Regions from separate parts of the Mus musculus genome. Here region 2 is linked to region 1. The links are chromatin loops, found by intact Hi-C in ENCODE. Cell type or tissue: gastrocnemius. All regions are shown on one strand. Each heading gives the region's core, and the rest is flanking DNA. Links, peaks and the distances in the headings are about the cores only.

What was found. Peaks named below come from ENCODE experiments on the same cell type or tissue, not always from the same donor. Only the 100,000 strongest peaks of a DNase experiment are listed, where the experiment ranks them.
Region 2: a loop joins it to region 1, with 4 times the contacts of the local background. A loop is called at or near these places in 7 of 42 quality-filtered maps.

The regions. Positions count from the first base shown.
Region 1 is chr15:58,874,406-58,884,001 of GRCm38, forward strand. It overlaps Trmt12 (tRNA methyltranferase 12), which reads left to right. Exons shown (of 1, transcript NM_026642.2): 1 at 1-2,376. It overlaps Gm36509 (a long non-coding RNA gene), which reads left to right and starts at 8,218. Exons shown (of 2, transcript XR_384121.2): 1 at 8,218-8,325. In gastrocnemius, for the core only: a CTCF peak has its summit at 2,680 (motif pointing left); DNase peaks (open chromatin) are centred at 1,936 and 2,705; H3K27ac peaks cover 1,620 bases.
Region 2 is chr15:58,378,929-58,388,524 of GRCm38, forward strand. The region is part of intron 1 of Anxa13 (annexin A13); the gene reads right to left. Among named protein-coding and RNA genes, the nearest start is that of Anxa13, 5.5 kb to the right of the region's middle. In gastrocnemius, for the core only: a CTCF peak has its summit at 4,707 (motif pointing right); a DNase peak (open chromatin) is centred at 4,709.

The sequences.
Region 1 (9,596 bases), core at 904-4,903:
TAAGTCATACAGACATTATTACATGAAATACAGTATTGGTCCCACAGAGTACTAGCTACATTATGTGAAATCAACTGGTAAGCCAAGATCAAAATAGGGAAACCAGTGTCCATTTCTACAGATGTTTTGTAGTTTGCAGGTACAAAGTGACAGTGGTTTGCACTAAAGTGGTAGCCATGGGGTCTTGGAAAATAATAGGTTGGAGAAAAATCAGTGTGACCAAGTTATGAACTCCAGACTGAAGCATTAATGTGATGCTGCTTTGATACCGAGACTAAATTACATAGGAAGGGGCAGTAAGTAGAGGTAACTCAAATTCTATAGCATTTCTCAGTGGAGTGTCTGTGTGTGGGTGTGGTATTAAAGTATTAAATATTAGATCTTTTTTATTTTATGTTAAAAAGAGTTAAGGCATAACTCATGCCTGTAATCTCAGTACTTGGAAGGCTGAAGACAAGATGATTGCTATAAGTTCAAGGGCAACCTTGGTCAAGGTATAGAGTAAGACCTTGTCTTAAAACCAAGGATCACTTCTCTGAACTGTAATCTAAAGTTCTAGCCTTGGGCAGTATAATAGCTGTACAAAAATCCTAAGATTTTTATAGACTTCTTTTCCTGGTCAAGAAACTATAGGAAGCGCTTGCCTTTTGTCAGATGCTGTGAACAGGCAGTTGGTGTCAGGTGTAGCTGGTGGAATTCATTTCACTAAGAGTTGTTCGATCCTGAGTCCCACGTAGCCCAGTTACATAACAAGACAGGAAGGGAAATAAAGACAGCTGGGAAGGCAAAGCTCTGGTTTCCCACAGTATGACTTGTACCTATAGTGGTCAGGTAAGCTAGTGTTGGCACAGAGATGTAGCAGGCATTCTAAGGATGCTGTTGAGTTTTCACCCTGGAGATGTAGCATCCAGGTATGCTAAAACAGGATTACAGGACTTCCTTTATTGAGGAAATCCTTGAACAGTGTTACTAGCCCTGAAAAGTATTTCTTTTTCATTAAAAAAATAAAACACACACACATATACATACAAGATGAAATGTCTAGAAGCAACAGTAGCAGCTGTTGCTACTGTGGGTAGGAAACACAGTTTTCCAACCATCTGATTATAGAGTCACAAGGCTTTCTACTTTCCACTGCTTTTGCCACTAGGATAGCTAATCGCTGAGGATCACATAGAGCTCTGTTTTGACGAACTTTGAAGCCCAGTGAGCTGGTTTGCTTGATGAAGGAGACAGACAACAGGATGTCTTCTTCCTTGTCTTGCTATAAAACCCCGCCTTACATGCGTTGTGCATGCCTGCTGCTCTCTTTCTTGCAACAGTAGCTATAAGGGCTGTGCCGGTGCCTTTCTCATTAAGCACAAATATTCAGTGCCTGCTACATGTGATAGGTACAGAAAATAAAGGTCCATTAGGTTAAAAAGTCCTCTCCCCAGGGAGCTCACAGCTTAGCAGCAGAGAGTACAGAGGTCCTCAATGCTGGAGCAGAGTAGCTGCCACACAATAACTTGCTGGACAGATGCAAAAAGGGGAAGAAAGTTCTGACAAATAAATAGGAAGTCTATGAGGAACTAGAACTGGTACTTGAATTGGTTGAGTGAGATTTTGCTAGGTGGGGAGGAAGCAGAACTAGGCCCCAAAGTTTCAGTGCTCTGGAAGTGAGCCATTGTGATTTGCTTGTAACAGGACATGATGATATGTGTGTTGGCAATGAGACTGTTGTGAGCAGGGTCTTCTACACAGTAAACTCCCAAGGAAATGCTATCCTATGGCCCCACTGCAGAGCCCTGCTTGTAACACTCCTTTCTCAGAGAGTCTTTCCTGTGTTTGCCTAAATTGTCATACTTCCTCTTCACTGACTAGGTTTCTTTGCACTCGTGCGCCAACAGCTTGCCATATCAGAACTAAAATGCTAAAGGTGCCAACTTAGGGCTTGAGTCCAAGGGAGATGAGTCAGAGCACCACTTGGGGACTGAGGAATTGCCTTTTGTCATATGCTGTGACCAGGCAGTTGGTGTCAGGCGGAGCTGGTGGGATTCATTTCACTAAACATTGTTTAATCCTTGAGTCCCAGGTGGCCTGGGTTATATAACAAGACAGGAAGGGAAATAAAGACAGCTGGGAAGGCAAAACACTGGTTTCTCATTACCCGAGGACTAAATGATCAAAGGTGAGCTAGAAACCCCTGATTGGGATTAAAGTTTTCTACAACAGTCAGGTAAGCTAGTGTTGGCACGGAGCAGACATTCCAAGGAGGCTGTTGAGTTCTTACCCTGGAGATGTAGCATCCAGGTATGCTAAGATGGGATACAGGACTTGTATTAAGGAAATCCTTGATCAGCAACATGAACCCTGAAAAGTCTAATCTTTGCCATTAAAAAAAAAAAAATCTGCAACTCCCCAACCCCTGGCCCCGGCTACCCAACTTGTTTATGCCACAGTTGGAATTTTTTTCTTATAGGCAGAAAATGTTTCTTGTATTCTAAATAGTGAACTAAGTATCCGTATGATATATTTGACAGACAGTAGCATACAATATAGGAAACAATAAATAAGCAACCACACAGCAGTGTGGCAAGTACTAAGGACAGATAATAAATCAATAACAGCAGCAGGGCAATGCTCACACCTAAAATCGAGACCTATAAAATCAAGTTTTTTCATTTGCTGTTAATGCTGCCACCTACTGGAGAAGCCGTGGAAATAAAAACTCCATCACAAACTCTTATTGGAAGACCATTCATAAATAACACTAAGAGCCAGCAATGTACTGGATTCAGCAAAGAAACAGTGGACAAAGCCAAACCAAACCCAGACTCCACTGACCTCATAGTGGAAGACCAAAAGGTCACACAACACCCACATATAGCGAGTCCTGGGAGGAAAGGTTCTTGGTGCGACAGGAACCTGTGGTTAAAAGCACACACCTTTAATCCCAGCACCTGGGAGGCAGAGGCAGGTGGATCTCTGTGAGTTTGAAGAAAGTCTGGTTTACATAGCCAGGATATCCAGGTCTATGTAAAGAGACCCCGTTTCAAAAAACAAAACAAAAAGCCAACAACAAAGCCTAACCCCTTGGAATACGTGATGATGGGGACCAAGGAGCACAGGCGTTACCGGTCTAGAATTAAGGATAAAGTACACACACAAGTGCATTGTGGAGGAGGCATCTGAGGGGCTAAAACAAGTTTGTGTACGTGGAGGAGGAAGAGTAAGGGCTGAAGGCAGGATAGGAGTGTGGTGCAGAAGATGTGGAGGCACGTGCCTGTGATATCAGCACTTGGAAGTCAGTGGCAGGATGAACAGTTGAAGACAAGCCTTGATTACATACACAGTGCTGAGTCCCCGTCTCAAGAGCATCTAAATAGAATCAGACATTATTGGAGAATTTTAAAATGAAAATGTAACATGGTTAATACAAATTTTATACATATCTTAAAAATGGATTTTTTTTTCCTTCTTTTTTTTTTTCTCCTAAAGTTTCTAATCTAGAGTGGTCTCAATATGATCCTCTTAGCCTTCTGAGTTCTGGAATTATAGGCCTGTACCACCATATACCTGGCTCCCTAGTGTTTTAAAATGTGCTCTCAGGCCGGGAGATGCTTCAGTGGTTAAAACATTCACCATGCAATTGTGAGTTCAGATCTCTAGAGTCCACATGACGTAAGGCATAGCACTCACCTGTAACCCCAGTGTTCCTGGGTGAAATGGAAGGTGGAAACAAGAATCCCAGAAAGATTACAGACCAGCTAGCCTGAGCTATTGGGGACACTAAAAATCTGGAAGCAAGGTGACATCCTAACTTGTCCTCTGACCTTCACACATGTGAAGTGGCACATGCATGCCTACACACACACTCCACTCCCCCATGATCATGGCCCTTTTGTCCCCTGGCCTCATTTCCTACAGTTGGTAAGAAGGTACTATTAAAGGAACTAGCCCGTACGAGCACATGATGCATTTTTGTGTTGTTATGCAAATACTGTCAACCTCATGGATGGTGAGGCCAACAGTTGGGATGTATTTCTTCTTCCATTTTTCTAGAAAAGTTTTTCTCCACACTCTATAACTACAGTCCACCCTGTGAACTGTAGTTATCTTGGGATCCCAGCCTGGTCAGCCTGGACTCTCTTAACTCCAGGCCACAGCTGGCCACTTTCTCCAGACAATAGTAAACAGGAGTAGTTTTGACTCACCTGGGTTACTTTCCATGTCTCATGGATTACTGTCCTTCACTGTCTATGACCAATGAATTAGCCATTATGTCTAGTTTTTTTAAAATACTGTTTAGATTATAATAATTTTGTACATAAAATTTCTAGCTTTAATAATTACTTAGGAAATTCATTCCAATACACATGTACATATACTTTTGTCAAAACAAAAACCTGAACAGGAAACATGTAAGAATTCTGTGCTCTAATAATTGAGGATGTTTATAAAATAATTAGTGCAGTATTACCAATATAATGACTTTCTTTCTGATTAGATATAACCTGCAAGTTTACTTGCTTCTTGGTCATACACAATTTCAGTGACAAAACATCTCTGGGTTTTTAAATGTCAAAGCCTTCCCGTCAAAGACAGATAATTGTGAATGACAATGAGGCCAACACTGTATTCTGCATCCCCACATGTGTACTACCATTAGGTAGCCAAATAGAAACAGATTGGTAGAAGGTTGCCCTAATTTTCATCTTTTAGTGATGTTTACTTTTAAAAGATCTGGGCTCACATAATTTAAAAGCTGAAGTACAGGTAACAAAGCCAGTTATGAAAAAGATGCCAGAAGCCACATAGTGTGATGAAGAAGCGCTCAGCCTCAGTCGGTGCTACTTCTCAACAATTCCAGATGAGCCTATATGCCAAAGGAGACTGAAACACCTAGCCTGTGTACACCAGCAGAAGCCATGAGGGTATGTGTAGAGCTAGGCCTCAGGCAGCTGGACCAGTTTGATTTTATGCTGGAGAGACATCAGTGCGCATGTCTAGTTTTGCCATAGAGTTAAATTAACCCTCCTACCCTCTAACCAATAAAGTCTGATGAGATCTGGATCATCGCAGTGTGCCACAGATGGTATTGTGTTGACTCGGCCAGACAAACAATAAACGGCATGTTGTATATCAGGGATGGAGAGACAAACAATAAACGGCATATTGTATATCAGGGACGGAGAGAATCACCAGTGAGACCGACAGCCTGTTCCATCAGTGAAAGAATTTTGCCCCAAGAAGTTTGCTTAGATGATACAGTATCTTCCTCATAGTAAAAACTAACTATTGCACATTGTCCAGTCATTTCACCAGAACTAATGTATCCAACCACCAAAGAAGTACACTGAGCTCTGTCAGTCTCTGTGGTAAGTTGTAACTTGGAAATCTTGGTTCTAATTCATGCACTGGCTGACAAGGTGACTGACGTGCTCAGTGGGACCCAGAGTATGTTAGCCTCTCTGGCTCATCCAGGCTGCAATGTGATTTAGCCCTGTTGTCTGGAACGTTCAACCCAGGAGATTCTGGGGTAAAGAGTATTTGTGATAAGAATCCGTGGAAGTTCACAGCAAGTGAATCACTAACCTACAGCAAGGTCATCTCTGCAGGGGACAGCCATACAGACAAGGAGAACAAAGTTATATGCAAATTAGTGAGGACTGCTTCTTGTGGACTGTTGGTGACTATAGAGCCAGCTTCCCACGACAAACTGAGTTTTGTCAGACTTAAGTCAATCCATCGCATCCAGAATTGAAGACAGTGGTCATCCAAGATAATTTCCACGGTTAGAGGAAACAAAAGGCACAGGAAGATGTTCAAACTCCCGCATGCTATATGTAAATCTTCCCAGTGCCGGTCCCTTAGCTCAAGTTACAGCCATTTGGGAGGGCTGTATCCACATTAAACACCATTATATGGAGCTGTGTTCCATGTGCATAGACTACTGTGCTTTTAAGGATGGCTAGTGAATATAGAATTACCACAATGATAGATTGAATAATGGCTTGGAATAAGTTCATATCCTAATATCTGAAACTTATGATGTCATGATAAAGTAATGTCGTCAAAATGGGAAATTATCCACAATGACCACTACACTTATTAAGAGAAGCAATGTAGTTATTTAAGTGAGAATGTCTCCCAGTTGTGAAAGATTAGGAATTGTGGCCTTGTTGAAGAAGGTGTGTAACTGGAGTCGGGCTTTAATGTTTGTTTGGTTTTGGTTTTTGTTTTGTTTTGGTTTTTGGTTTTTTTAAGACAGGGTTTCTCTGTGTAGCCCTGGCTGTCCTGGAACTCACTTTGTAGACCAGGCTGGCCTCGAACTCAGAAATTCGCCTGCCTCTTCCTCCCGAGTGCTGGGATTAAAGGCGTGCGGCACCACGCCCAGCTGGGCTTTAACGTTTTAAAAGCCATTTGCAGTTAGCTCTCTCTACCTCATGCTTGTAGATCGATGTAAGCTCTCAGCTGCTGCTCCAGTACCACGCTGGCCATGATGGGCATGGGCTCATCATCTGGAAATGTAAGTTCCAACAAATGTTTTCTTTTCTTTTTTTAAAAAGATTTATTTATTTATTTATTGTATATGAGTACACCCTAGTTGTCTTCAGACACATTGTAGATGGTTGTGAGCCACCAGGTGGTTGCTGTGAATTGAACTCAGGACCTTTGGAAGAGCAGTCAGTGCTCTTAACCACCGAGCCATCTCTCTAGTCCCACGTTTTCTTTTATAAGATGCCTTGGCCTTGTTGTCTCTGTACAGTAGTAGAAACGTGATTAAGATACCCAGCATTCAGGGTATGAAATGGCAGCAATGGGAAATTAACACATCCAACCCATCTCTCCTAGTAAGCCATGAGGGCAGCCTGTGATTCTCATTCCAATGTTGTGGGTCTAGGGTTGATTCCTAACATGGGAACTAGTTCATCAAAAGACATGTAATAAAATAATAATAATAATAATAATAATAATAATAATACTCTTTAAACTTGCCGAGGCTTCTTGGCGGGCACTTCAGATCCCTTATGCCAAGACAGCAACAGGCACGGAGAAGCCACAGTTGAGGTATCTAATTTAATCATGAAGAAGTACTGTCACACTGCAAGGGTATGCTACCACATGCATTAGCAGTATTATGGCGCTTTGCTACCCAATGCCAGGAGTAAAGCAGCCAGCTTCCAGAATGACAGGAATACCTTCTCCATAAGAGCCCATGAAAATGCTCTCCAAAACTGTCAAAGTGAGCCTTTTATGGGCTCCGAAGATTCCTGAAGTCTTATAATAGTCGAACAAAGCATTAAAAAAATAAGCTAGATTATAATAAACAGAGAAGCATTTTAAATGTCTGTACTCCCCTCACCTCTAACACAATGTTAAAAGGTAGTGGAGAACCTGGGGCTGTTCCTAGCTAGAGAAACGGACCCTAGAGCAAGGCTTCTTAAACTTTTCTGTTGCCATCCCCATTTTGCTCAATAATTTTTTGTGCAAAGTCAGTTATATAGCAAGATAATAGAGGTCTAGATGTCAAACATTTTCTATATTAAATCATAAGAAATGTATTTAATTTTTAAGTTTCACATTTATTTTATTTATAACTTCAAGCACCTAAAGATTTATTCCCATAGACCTTAGGAAAGTTATAGAACAATATTCCCCAACCACACACACACACACACACACTAAAAAATTTGTATATTTTGCTAAGTGTGTCCTAGAAGTTAAAAAATTCTTAAGTATCAATGGGGTGACCTTAGCTGTATCTCACTACACTGGGGCTATAGAACCTGAAGAGGCCACCTCCTGTAGCCAGACAGGAAAGCAGTGGAGTGACAGAGATACCAACCTACCCACAAAACTTTCAACCCAAAATGTATCCTGTCTACAAGAAATGCAGGCCCAGGGAATGGAGCAGAGACTAAGGGAAGAGCCAACCAATAACAGGCCCAAATTGAGACCCTTTCCATGGCAAGTACCAATCACTAACACTATTAATGATATTCTGTTATGCTTGCAAACAGGAGCAAGTTGTCCTCTGAGAGACTCCACCTACCAGCTGACTCGGACAGATACAGACATCCACAGCGAAACAGTGGGTGGAGCTTGAGGACGCTTATGAAAGAATATAGGAGGAAGGATTGTGGGGCCCCAAAGAGGCTAAGAACTCCACAGGAAGACCAAGAGAGTCAACTAGCCTGGACTCTTGGGGGCTCTCAGAGACAGAACCAACAACCAAAGACCATACCTAGGCCTCCCTGCACATATGTAACAGATGTGCAGCTTGGTCTTCATGTGGGTCCTGAACAAGTGGAGTGGGGTCTATCCCAAAAACTGCTGTCTGTAAGTGGGATATATTCTTCTAGCTGGGCTGCCTTGTCTGACCTCAATGGGAGAGGAAGTGCCTAGCCTTGCAGAAACTTGAAGTGCCAGGGTGGGAAAGTGGATACCCAAGGAGGGAGCTCACCTGCTCAGAGAAGAAGGGGAGGGAGGACAGGGGAAGGATTGTGGGAAGGGGCTGGCGAGAAGAGGGCAGTGAGCAGGATGTAAAGTCAATAAGTTAATTTTTAAAAAAAAATTCTTAAGTAACATAACTTTACCATTTATTAAAGTCAAAAGCAAGTCTGTACACTAGTGAGACATTTATTTTTACCTAAAGAATTAAATCTTGGTGGGTGCATGAGATGGATCAGTGGGTAAGGCACTTGGCACTGAGAGGACTGAGTAAGACAGTGCCAGGCTGACTCCAAAACAGGCTACACACTGGTAGTTTGGGAGACTAGGCTTAAGGTTCTGTTTCCTAGAAATGAGAACCTGGATCCAGGAACCTGTGGTCAGTCAACCACAGCTGCAGGCAGCCAATTCCAGGACACCTTGTCATCTGGCCTGAAGTAAGAATAGGTAGCTAGAATGAATAATCAACCCCCAGGGAGGTCTCCAGAGCCTGACCAATTATAGAATCAGTCAGACCGCCACAGATAGAGCTAACCAATCCAGGTAAAAGGGCACACACCCCTCCCTGGAATTCCCCTGATGAACACTAAAATCTGGGCCTTCGAGTCCACCAGAAGTCTCCATTCCCAAGTGGGGAGAGCCCTACATCCAGGAAATTCAGCTAAATAAATGCTCTTTGTCCTTGCATACTATTTAAGTCTAGGGTATCAGTCTTCAGCGTTTCTTACACCCTGACACCACCATGCCTGAGGGTACTACATGTACTCTCAAACTATCTTCAACATTTTAGACTGATTTTTATAATCATTAACACTGAAAATTCAGCTTTGCACAAATAAAGCAGAAAATGGCAGAAGTATGTTTGGAAGCATTTGAAAAATTGTTGGAATTCTGTCCAAATATCAAACCAAAATTTACTTAGTGACTTTCTTATGAAGCATAAGCCGGCAACTCAACGATTTTTAAAACCATTCGCTCCAACACAGCATAATCCAGAGGCAAGTGTCAATTAGGTAATACATGCTAAGGAGCAACAGTAGGCAAAATAGTCTTCGGGTGGTTTTGTTGGTGGTGGTTTGGTTTGGTTTTGGTTTTAGTGAGTTTTTTGTTTTAGTAAGTAAACTATTGTATTTAAGATAAAAGCCTTTGTGTATCCAATA
Region 2 (9,596 bases), core at 2,386-6,385, 490 kb before region 1:
TCTTAACTAACCAGGAGTGATTTCTCCTTCTGGGAAATATTGCCTGGAAACATTTACTCTTATAGCCAAGGATAGAAGCCATGGATTACTAAACACCCTTCAGCACATAGAAAACCCCTCATGACAAAGCGCTACCTGAGCCCTAATGTCAATAGTACCAAGGCCCTACGTGCCCAGGGTCTAGACAGCCTGTGCATTTCATGATGTCGTCAACACATTCCTTTAGAAGGTGGTGTGAGGCTGAGTTTCTAGTGGTGAGCCGGCGCGTGGGTTCTGACCAAGGCAAAGATCTCCAGGCACTAAAAGAAATAACTGGGCTTCCATAAAAGGGAGGATTAAAAGCAGGCTGTGCCTTTCTGAGCATAAATCTGAACGATGAGTAATAGGATACAGTAATGTGGAAATAAAAAAAAAATGGAGCTGAGTACAGACCCTGAGCGAGAAGCTGAGTGAGATAGAACCTGTTGCCTCCGGTTCTGTTGTCTGCATCCTGACATTGAGGACACCACAGCCGGCATGGCAGGGTGTCACAGCTATGTGACAGCTCTCATTTGGCCCATATTAGGGTCTTTTAGTGCTATGTTGGGCCCAAGAACATGGAGTGTCTAATTTAATACAATGGTTCTCAACCTTCTTAATGCTGCAAACCTTTATTACAGTTCTTCAGCTTATGGTGACCCCCAACCATAAAGTTATCCTTGTTGGGGGCTGGTGAGATGAATCAGCAGTTAAGAACACTGACTGCTCTTCCAGAGGTCTTGAGTTCAGTTCCCAGCAACCACATGGCGGCTCACAACCATCTATAATGGGATCCAAGGCCCTCTTCTGGTGTGTCTGAAGACAGCTACTGTGTACACATATACATAAAATAATTAATTCTTTAAAAAGTTATTTTTATTGCTGCTCCATAACCGTGATTTTGCTACTGTTATGAATTGTAGTGTAAATATCTAGGTTTTCCAGTGGTCTTAGGTGACTCTGTGAAAAGGTCACTCGACCCCCCCAAGGGGTCGAGACCCACAGGTTGAGAACTGCTGGTCTGTTAAAAAAGGGAAATAGCATTAATTATCGGGAAACAAAATTTGTGTTATAGAGAAAATGAAAGTTCTAGTCAAGGGTTGTCCACAGAGTGCTCTGGTAGCCAGAGACCTTGGAAGAGCATGAAGCTTCCAGGTATCCAGTTACCACTGTACTGCACCAAGCATTGAGGGCATGGTGGCTGCTGGGAGATGAAGGGAATTTCTCAGTGGTGACAGCAGCCATGTCTTCAGGGCGTTAAGACAAATGAAGCATGTTTTCATTAGAAAAGAATGATCCATTTCCTTCTTATATTGCCAAAGGCTGTCTTTAGCCAAGTCACCCAGGGTGAAAACTTGGGATTCATTTCCTATCAGAATATGTATGTATGTATGTATGTATGTATGTATGTATGTATGTATGTATGTATATGGTGTATTCTAGAAATCTCCAGGATCAAAGATAAGTGAGCAGACAGAATTGAAGAAAGAAAATACTGGGGCCGGGTCAAATGATTGTGGTGTCTGTTACACATGCTGTACAGTGAGACCTAAACAACAGAGTGTGGACATGTTCGGATTCGCTAGAAAGGAAGCAAGGCGAAACATCTGAATGCTCTTCAGCGAAACAATGAGAGTTATTCTTCCCCTGGTAAGAGACTTTAATGTGCATTGGCTCCAAGCCTAGTAATTCTTTTCTTTAAAATTCCCCTTTGTGTTTTTAACCACCCCCGACACTATAACTACCCAGATTCCACTCCCGTGTCTGTTCTTCAAGTCTTTATTATCCCCTAGTCATCTGAAAGTTACTATGAGTGATGGGGGGCATCAGACATGATATCAGTGAAAACCACAGTTTGAAGAAATCAGCGACGGTAAGGCAATGGCTCTGTTCCCAAAGGCTCAGTAAGCACTCCTGGGCACTGAACTCTCTCTCCATCCCTCTCTGGTATTTTATACATGAATGGTGAAAGAAGATAACGTACAGCCTTTGGGTCCATTGGCTTTGCTTCTTCAGATTCAAGCAACCACAGATAACTAACTATCTGGAAAATAATTGCATCTGTCCAGCACATGTAGAGTTTTTTTTTAATCATCTTTCATTTGGGAACAGTAGAGTGAAATATCCATTTACATTGCATATATAATGCAGTGCTATAGAGCCACTAGTCTAGACATGATTTAGTGTCTAGGATGTGCATATGTTACATAAAAAATGTTAAGCAGTTTTATATGAAGGACTTGGGAGCCTGTATATTTTGATCCTGATCTGTGTCTCTGTCTCTCTGTCTCTATCTCTCTGTGTCTTTCTGTCTCTCTGTCTCTGTCTCTTTCTGTCTCTGTCTGTCTGACTCTCTCTCTCTCTCTCTCTCTCTGTGTGTGTGTGTGTGTATGTACGTATGTATGTATGTGTTAGAGCCAATATTCATGATCTCTAGGAGCAGACCCTGTTTGCCTAGGTTGGAGCTGTATGGCCAGGCCTCCTTTCACCAGCTTGCTTTGTCTGTCATCACACCATTTCCAACAGCTTGGAATCACCTCTTCTTCTGACCCAACATTTGCCCCCTGTGTAAATGGAAGATTTACTTTGTCCCAGGGACAAAGGACGACTCACAGCTCTCCAGTCTCCCTTTACCCACCAGTCTGCCTCATGAGACAGGCTGCTTGGAACTTTTCTAGAAGATTTTCCTCATGTGGGAGAGGGCTACACGAGAAGAAAGGCATATTTTCCTCTCTCCTCTTCCTTCTTGCTTGTGGCTTTGACCATGTCTGTCGTGAGTCTCTTTTGTGTCATGAGGAGGTGTACATATGTAGGTATATATATATGTGGTGGTTTGAGTATGCTTGGCCCAAGGAGTGGCACTATTTGGAGGTATGGCTATGTTGGAGTAGGTGTGGCCTTGTTGGAATAGGTGTGTCACTGTGGGTGTGGGCTTTAAGACCCTCATCCTAGCTTCCTGGAGGCCAGTCTTCTCCTAGCAGCTTCCAGATGAAGGTGTAGAACTCTCAGCTCCTCCTGCACCATGGATGCTGTGATGCTCCCACCTTGATTATAATGGACTGAACCTCTGCATCTGTAAACCAGCCCCAATTAAATGATGTCCTTATAAGAGTTGGCTTGGTCATGGTGTTTTTTTCACAGCAATGCAAACCCTAACTAAGACAGTAGTGCTGTTGGCAGATGCTTGGGGGTGTGGCCTTGATGGAGGAGGTACATCAACAAGGGCATGCTTTGAAAGTTTAAAGTGTGGCCATTCCCAGTTCACTTTATCTGTGTTGTGCTTGTGTCTGCTCTGCTGCTATGCCTGCCCCTCAAGGCTGTGCCTCCTCACCCTGATTAGTTCCTATCCTATGGAACTGTAATCCAAAATAACTACTTCCTCCTGTAAGTTGCTTTGGACATGTATTCTATCATAGCAACAGGGAAAGTAGCCAATATAGTAGCAAATTAAAGGATTTATTAAAAAATTCTGGAGCATTTGCTGTATTGCAGACACTGTATTGGGGATTATACTATGAAACAAAATAAAATGCAATCGTCTACTCAGAGAACCATCAATAGAGCATGAGGAAAGCATCCAACAGAGATGAGTTTAGATCAGTGGTCCTTAACCTTCCTAATGCTGTGACCCTTTAGTGCAGCCTTTCACATTGTGGTGACTCCCCCCTCCATAAAGTTATTTTCATAGCTGCTTTGTAAGTATAATTTTGCTATTGTTATGAGTCATAGTATAAATATCTGATATGCAGGATGTGTGATATGCCACCCCTGTGAAAGGGTTGCTTGGCACCCAGAGGAGTTGTGACACACAGATTGAAAATGTTGGTTTAAATCCACAGGCAAATGAGAGATATAGAATGTTATGTTAAGATGATATTTAATTCGGCTTAGAGGAGGAAGAGACTCAGGAAGGGGAAGAAAAGAAGATGAGAGAGTAATGACCCTGGTTATCTACTAAGCACAATAGCATGAATCTAAGTACAAAACTTAAATGAGCCCAAGACACTGTGAAAAATGGCTAAGTCCAAATCCACACTTTATCTTGTGACATCTATAAATGTGTGTGTGTGTGTGTGTGTGTGTGTGTGTGTGTGTGTGTGTGTGTGTGTGTGTTAGGGGTTAATATTAGGTGTCTCCTCTGTCATTCTCTACAGGTCTCTCTTGAGTCTGGAGCACACTACTTTGCCTAGGCTGGCCAGCAAGCTCTTGGAAGCTCCTGCCTACAGATCCCTGTAACTGGGGGTTACAGAGGTACAGTGCCATGCCCAGCTATTACATGGGTTCTTGGAATCTGAACTCAGATATTTGGTGGGCAAGCATTTTGCCCACAGAGCCATCTTCCCAGACCCGCATGATGTTCCTTAATAGATAACCAAAACAACCACACTTTCCTTTGCCTCTCGTTTTTTCCATTCTTGAGAGGAATCATACCAGTATCCCTCAGGATTGTCATAAAGACTGCACAGAGCTTGGTACTGTACCAGGTAAAATGAAGAGCTCAAACCTCGCAGATCACAGTGCACACTCGCGTAACTCCCACTCCAGTAAGCACTGGACAGACGATGGCATTGGCTATCATCAACACTTCTAAGGGCCTATTTCACTTCTATCTCTCTCTATCATTACTGAGAGTCTCACTCAGTTCTTGCTTCTGAACTGAGAACAATGCCAAGGTGCGCTGCCAAGCCATGCCACCAGGGTGCGCTGCCAGGCTGTGTGTGAATGCATCCGTGTACTAAGCGGCTCCCGGTACCTGCAGTCTCGGCTCCTTTATGTCATTCTCTAAGTTTCATTCCTTCCTTGTATGAATATATTAGTATCTGCCCTATCTGTTCCTGGCAGCCTTCTTACCACCTCTTAAATGTGGCTTCTTTTATCTGCCATAGACAGAAAATTCCCTAAAGCCCAGGGCACATAATTTCACTTGAAAAATAGCTAGACCTTAAGCAAAAATTTGTGTGTAAACGAAGAAGGCATGCTTTGCACGTGGAATATTTTGCTATCACAGGTCCTTCTTATAACTTCCTATATATACTCTGGGTAATGATCCAAAGGACTAGCTTTCCACCATAAATGTTTTCCTGCTAAGGAAGGCATGGTTTCAGGGTGTTTCTGCTGGGAATTGACTGCAGTACATTTGCATACAGGTCACAATTGAATGGACACACTGGGTTAAAACCATATCTTCTTTCCTGCAGCTCTTCATAATATTTGCACCCGCCTCTAAAGCTTGGGTTTTTTTTTTTTCTCCAGAAATATAGACCTGTTTCCCACCTGTTGTGTACCCACAACGTACCCCTGGTCCACCTTTACCTGAGTTTACTCAGTGTTTACCTGATCCCAAACTGCTCTCCACATTAGATAATGTTTATGTTGGCTAAATATTAGCACAAGTAAGTCATTCACTTGGCACGTTCACGGACAGGGAAGCAGATGGCTGGGCAGCTATGCCATTGACAAGCTGATTTTCGTTCATAGGCACACTCGATGATACCCGCTTTCTTCAGCAGTGTGCTGAGCTCTCCCTAAAAGTTAGGCATGTGCGTGGGACTTGAGAGTCACTTGAGGGAACACTTACAAATGCTGATGTCCAGGACAGCAGCTTCAGCAACTGATTTCAAATCTCTAGGGTGGGACCTAGACACCAGTGGATTTTAGAACTCTCCAGGTAAATCCAGTGTTCATTTAATCTTGGGAACTTGTACCCAAGACTGTATGTATAAAACACATGGAGGAAGTGTAAGATACAGACAGAAGTTCCGTGTAGCTCTGGGTGGCACTAAGATCCTGTGATTTTTTTTAAAAATTTTGTGTGTGGGGGCATTCACACATGGGCGCTCTGGTGGAGGTCAGAGGTTGATACTGAATGTCATCTTTAATTACTTCTCTACTTCATTTGTCTTTGTTTGAGACTGGGTCTCACTAGGTAGCCTTGGCTAGCCTGGAATTCGCCATGTATACAAAGCTGGCTTTGAGCTCGCAGAGATCCACCTTGCCTCTGTCTCCTGAGTGTTGGTATTGAAGAGGTGTGCCATCACACCTGGCCTGGCACCTTATTTTTGAGGCAGGGTCTCGCACTGAATCTGGAACTTGCCGATTCATCTACACCAGCTGGCCAGAAATCTGTAGGGATCCTCCCGTCTCTGCCTCTGCAGTACTGGTGTTATAGGCATGTGCTGCTGTGCTGTGCCTGGCATTTTACCCGGCTGCTGGGACTTTGTGTAGCAAGCACTTCACTGAGCTAGCCCTGCCTTGGAATTTCTGATAAGTATCCCAGCAATGCTGATTTTTCTCCTATGTCAGGGGCCCCATGAATAGCAAAGCTATCTGTCTGTCTAGACTCTCTTTATCAACATTACAAATAATTTCCCAGAAATTTGAGTTTGTGAGCATTTCCACGTTTCAGTGTCCCTATCGAGTCTTGCTTTCTCTCTCTTTATTACGTTGTCACTTTTTCAGTGGTCAGCTCAATTTTCTATTTTCCTCTAGATATCAGTTCTCTTGAAAATAACCCTCGTGACAACACAGAACTGATGAACCACTGAACTAAACCTAAGCATAGTTTTCTAAATATCTTATTTTTCTATGTGTAATGTTCTATAGCATAGGGGCCAGCTTAGGCTATGCAAACTCTTTAACTATGGTGTGATAATACTAACCCAGTATCTTGGTTACTGATATTCAAACAGGTTCGTCACAATGAATTATGTCTTTAGTGGAAAGAAAGAAAGAAAGAAAGAAAGAAAGAAAGAAAGAAAGAAAGAAAGAGGGAGGGAGGGAGGAAGGAAGGAAGGAAGGAAGGAAGGAAGGAAGGAAGGAGGGAGGGAGGGAAGGAAGGAAGGAAGAAAGGAAGGAAGGAAGGAAGGAAGGAAGGAAGGAAGGAGGGAAGGGAAATTCAGGGTTCAGGGCTGGTGAGATGGCTCAGTGGTTAAAGGCGCTTGCAGTGAAAGCCTGGAGCCCTGAGTTCCATTCTTTGAAGGCATATAAAGGTGGAAGGGAAGAGCTACCCTCAGACCTCTATACATGCACCACAGCATGCATTCCCACAATGCATAGATACGAATAAATAAGATACGAATAAATAAAAACAATAAAATCACTAATGGGGAGGAAAAAGAAAAGCATAAAGTCTTCAGTGTCTGGGCTGGCGAGGGTTCCAGATGTCAGCACTTGGAAAATTCATGTCCTGCCATTGCAGTATTAGCCAAGTAGTCATATGTGGATAGTGGTCTGTGTGTGTGTATTTAGGAAGTTATGGTTTTCCTAGGTATTAAATGATGACTATACCCTAAAACTTAGTACACATTAGCCCCGATCACAAGGATGAGTAAACACTGCCACGTGAGTTCAGTGCCTGCCATTGTATATGGAGTTTTAATTTTAATGAGTCAAATTTCATTTCATAGTCACAGGAAGGAAATAACAAAGATGAGAGAGAAAGAGAGGAGGGGAAGGGGAGGGGGGAAGAGGAGGGAGGGAGAGGGAGAAAGGGAGAGGGAGAGGGAGAGGGAGGGAGGGAGAGAGAGAGAAAGAGAGAGAGAGAGAGAGAATGAGAGAGAGAGAGAGAGAGAGAGAGAGAGAGAGAGAGAATGTGAAAGTCAAGTATCAGAGCAGAAAGAAAGGCCTAATGACATTGCAAGAAGTATGAAAACTTAGTCTTTCTTAGTAGATCGACTGGAGTAAGCACAATAGCAGGAAGTCACTAGTCACTACATCATGCTTTAGGCTTGCAGAAACTCAAACAGTAGGACAAAAAAAAAAAAAAAGCTATTGGAGATTGCACAGGACCACTGAACTCAAGAAAACAGCATTGCCCACTTAGTATTTAATTTGTGAATTGGTTTTGGCACTCTGGTTTTAGTTTGTATGTATGTATTCAAGAAGCTTGGTAGGGCAATTAATACTAACAGTTTCTAGCATAATGTTTTGTTGTTTCAGTAGGTTTCACATCCACCACTCTCTTGGGATGGAATTCCTCTTCCTGCACTTGTTACATTTCCTTGCTACACTGTAACTTAGCTTTGGGCAATATGTCCTGGGGGTGGGGGTGGGGGTGGGGTGGAATTCCTCTTCCTGCACTTGTTACATTTCCTTGCTACACTGTAACTTAGCTTTGGGCAATATGTCCTGGGGGTGGGGGTGGGGGTGGGGGTGGGGTGTTGCTGCTGGGAACCTGAACTCTTTCGTTTTGGTTTTTTTTTTTTTTTTTTTTTGGTTTTTCGAGACAGGGTTTCTCTGTGTGGTCCTGGAACTCACTCTGTAGACCACGCTGGCCTTGAACTCAGAAATCCGCCTGCCTCTGCCTCCGGAGTGCTGGGATTAAAGGTGTGCGCCACCACACCCGGCTCGAACCTGAACTCTTTCAGGGCAACATTTTCCCACTAGCTGCAAATATTGTAACAAGCTCTGTGTGTGTGTGTGTGTGTGTGTGTGTGTGTGTGAAATTTAGTTTCATAGTCAGAGGAGGGAAATAAAGAGAGAGAGAGAGAGAGAGAGAGAGAGAGAAGAGAAGAGAAGAGAAGAGAAGAGAAGAGAAGAGAAGAGAAGAGAAGAGAAGAGAAGAGAAGAGAGATGAAAGGAAGGAGGGAAGGAGGAGATTTTCAGCCTGAAGAAAAAGAGCTAGGTAGGTGATAGATATCTGGGGGAAATCTTATGATTTTAAAGGACAATGAAGTACCTTCAGGCCATGGTTGTAGGTGGAAGGCTATCAAGGCTGGTTGTCCCCTTTGGTCAAATATTGACTACCTTCTGAGGAGGAGGAGGAGGAGGAGGAGGAGGAGGAGGAGGAGGAGGAGGAGGAGGAGGAGGAGGAGGAGAGGAGGAGGAGGAGAAGAGGAGGAGGAGGAGGAAGAGGAGGAGGAGGAGGAGAAAGTTGTTGTTGGGGGAGGGGGAGAGGGGAAGGGAGAGGGAGGGGGAGAAGGAAGTAGGGACCTGGGGATTCAAAAATGAAATCCACAAAAATTCTGCTCCAGTCTCAAAAGGCAACTGCCCTGATCAGGAGTGGTTTTTCAAGGGACAAAATGCAGGTGCTGGACTGGTGGTCTCCTAAAATCCCTTGTGTCCATTTAAAGAATTATATTGTAATGTAATTAGTTTTTTATTCCTGGGAAAGGCAGTGAATACATAACTCATAATCTTGGCTAGCTGGAAAAAGGCTATTTGCATATGAGTTAAACTTAACAACCCTCTGAAAACAGTACTTTAATACAAGTAAAGGCAAACTCTTATAAACAAGGCTAGTGTGCAGAAAAAAAATTTAGATTTTTACTCCCTTTACCCCTAGTGTCATGTTCTATAAATATCTATATTAAGTTTATTGTGTATATGAAATATCACCATAAAAAGTTACCATGGCTGCAACATGACCTCATCCAGGTTCTTACTGGCTAGCTTCAGATATTCATATCTCAGCACAGAAAAATCTGATGCAAAGGCACATTTCACTAATGTGTAGGATATAAAGTAATGCAAACTAGATAATCAGAGTGGAATGGGCTAGGGCAGTGAGTGGGAGAAAGAGGAATTACTGATCAATAGACAAAATTTCATTTAAGAAAGAAGCAGAAGTTGTAGGTCTG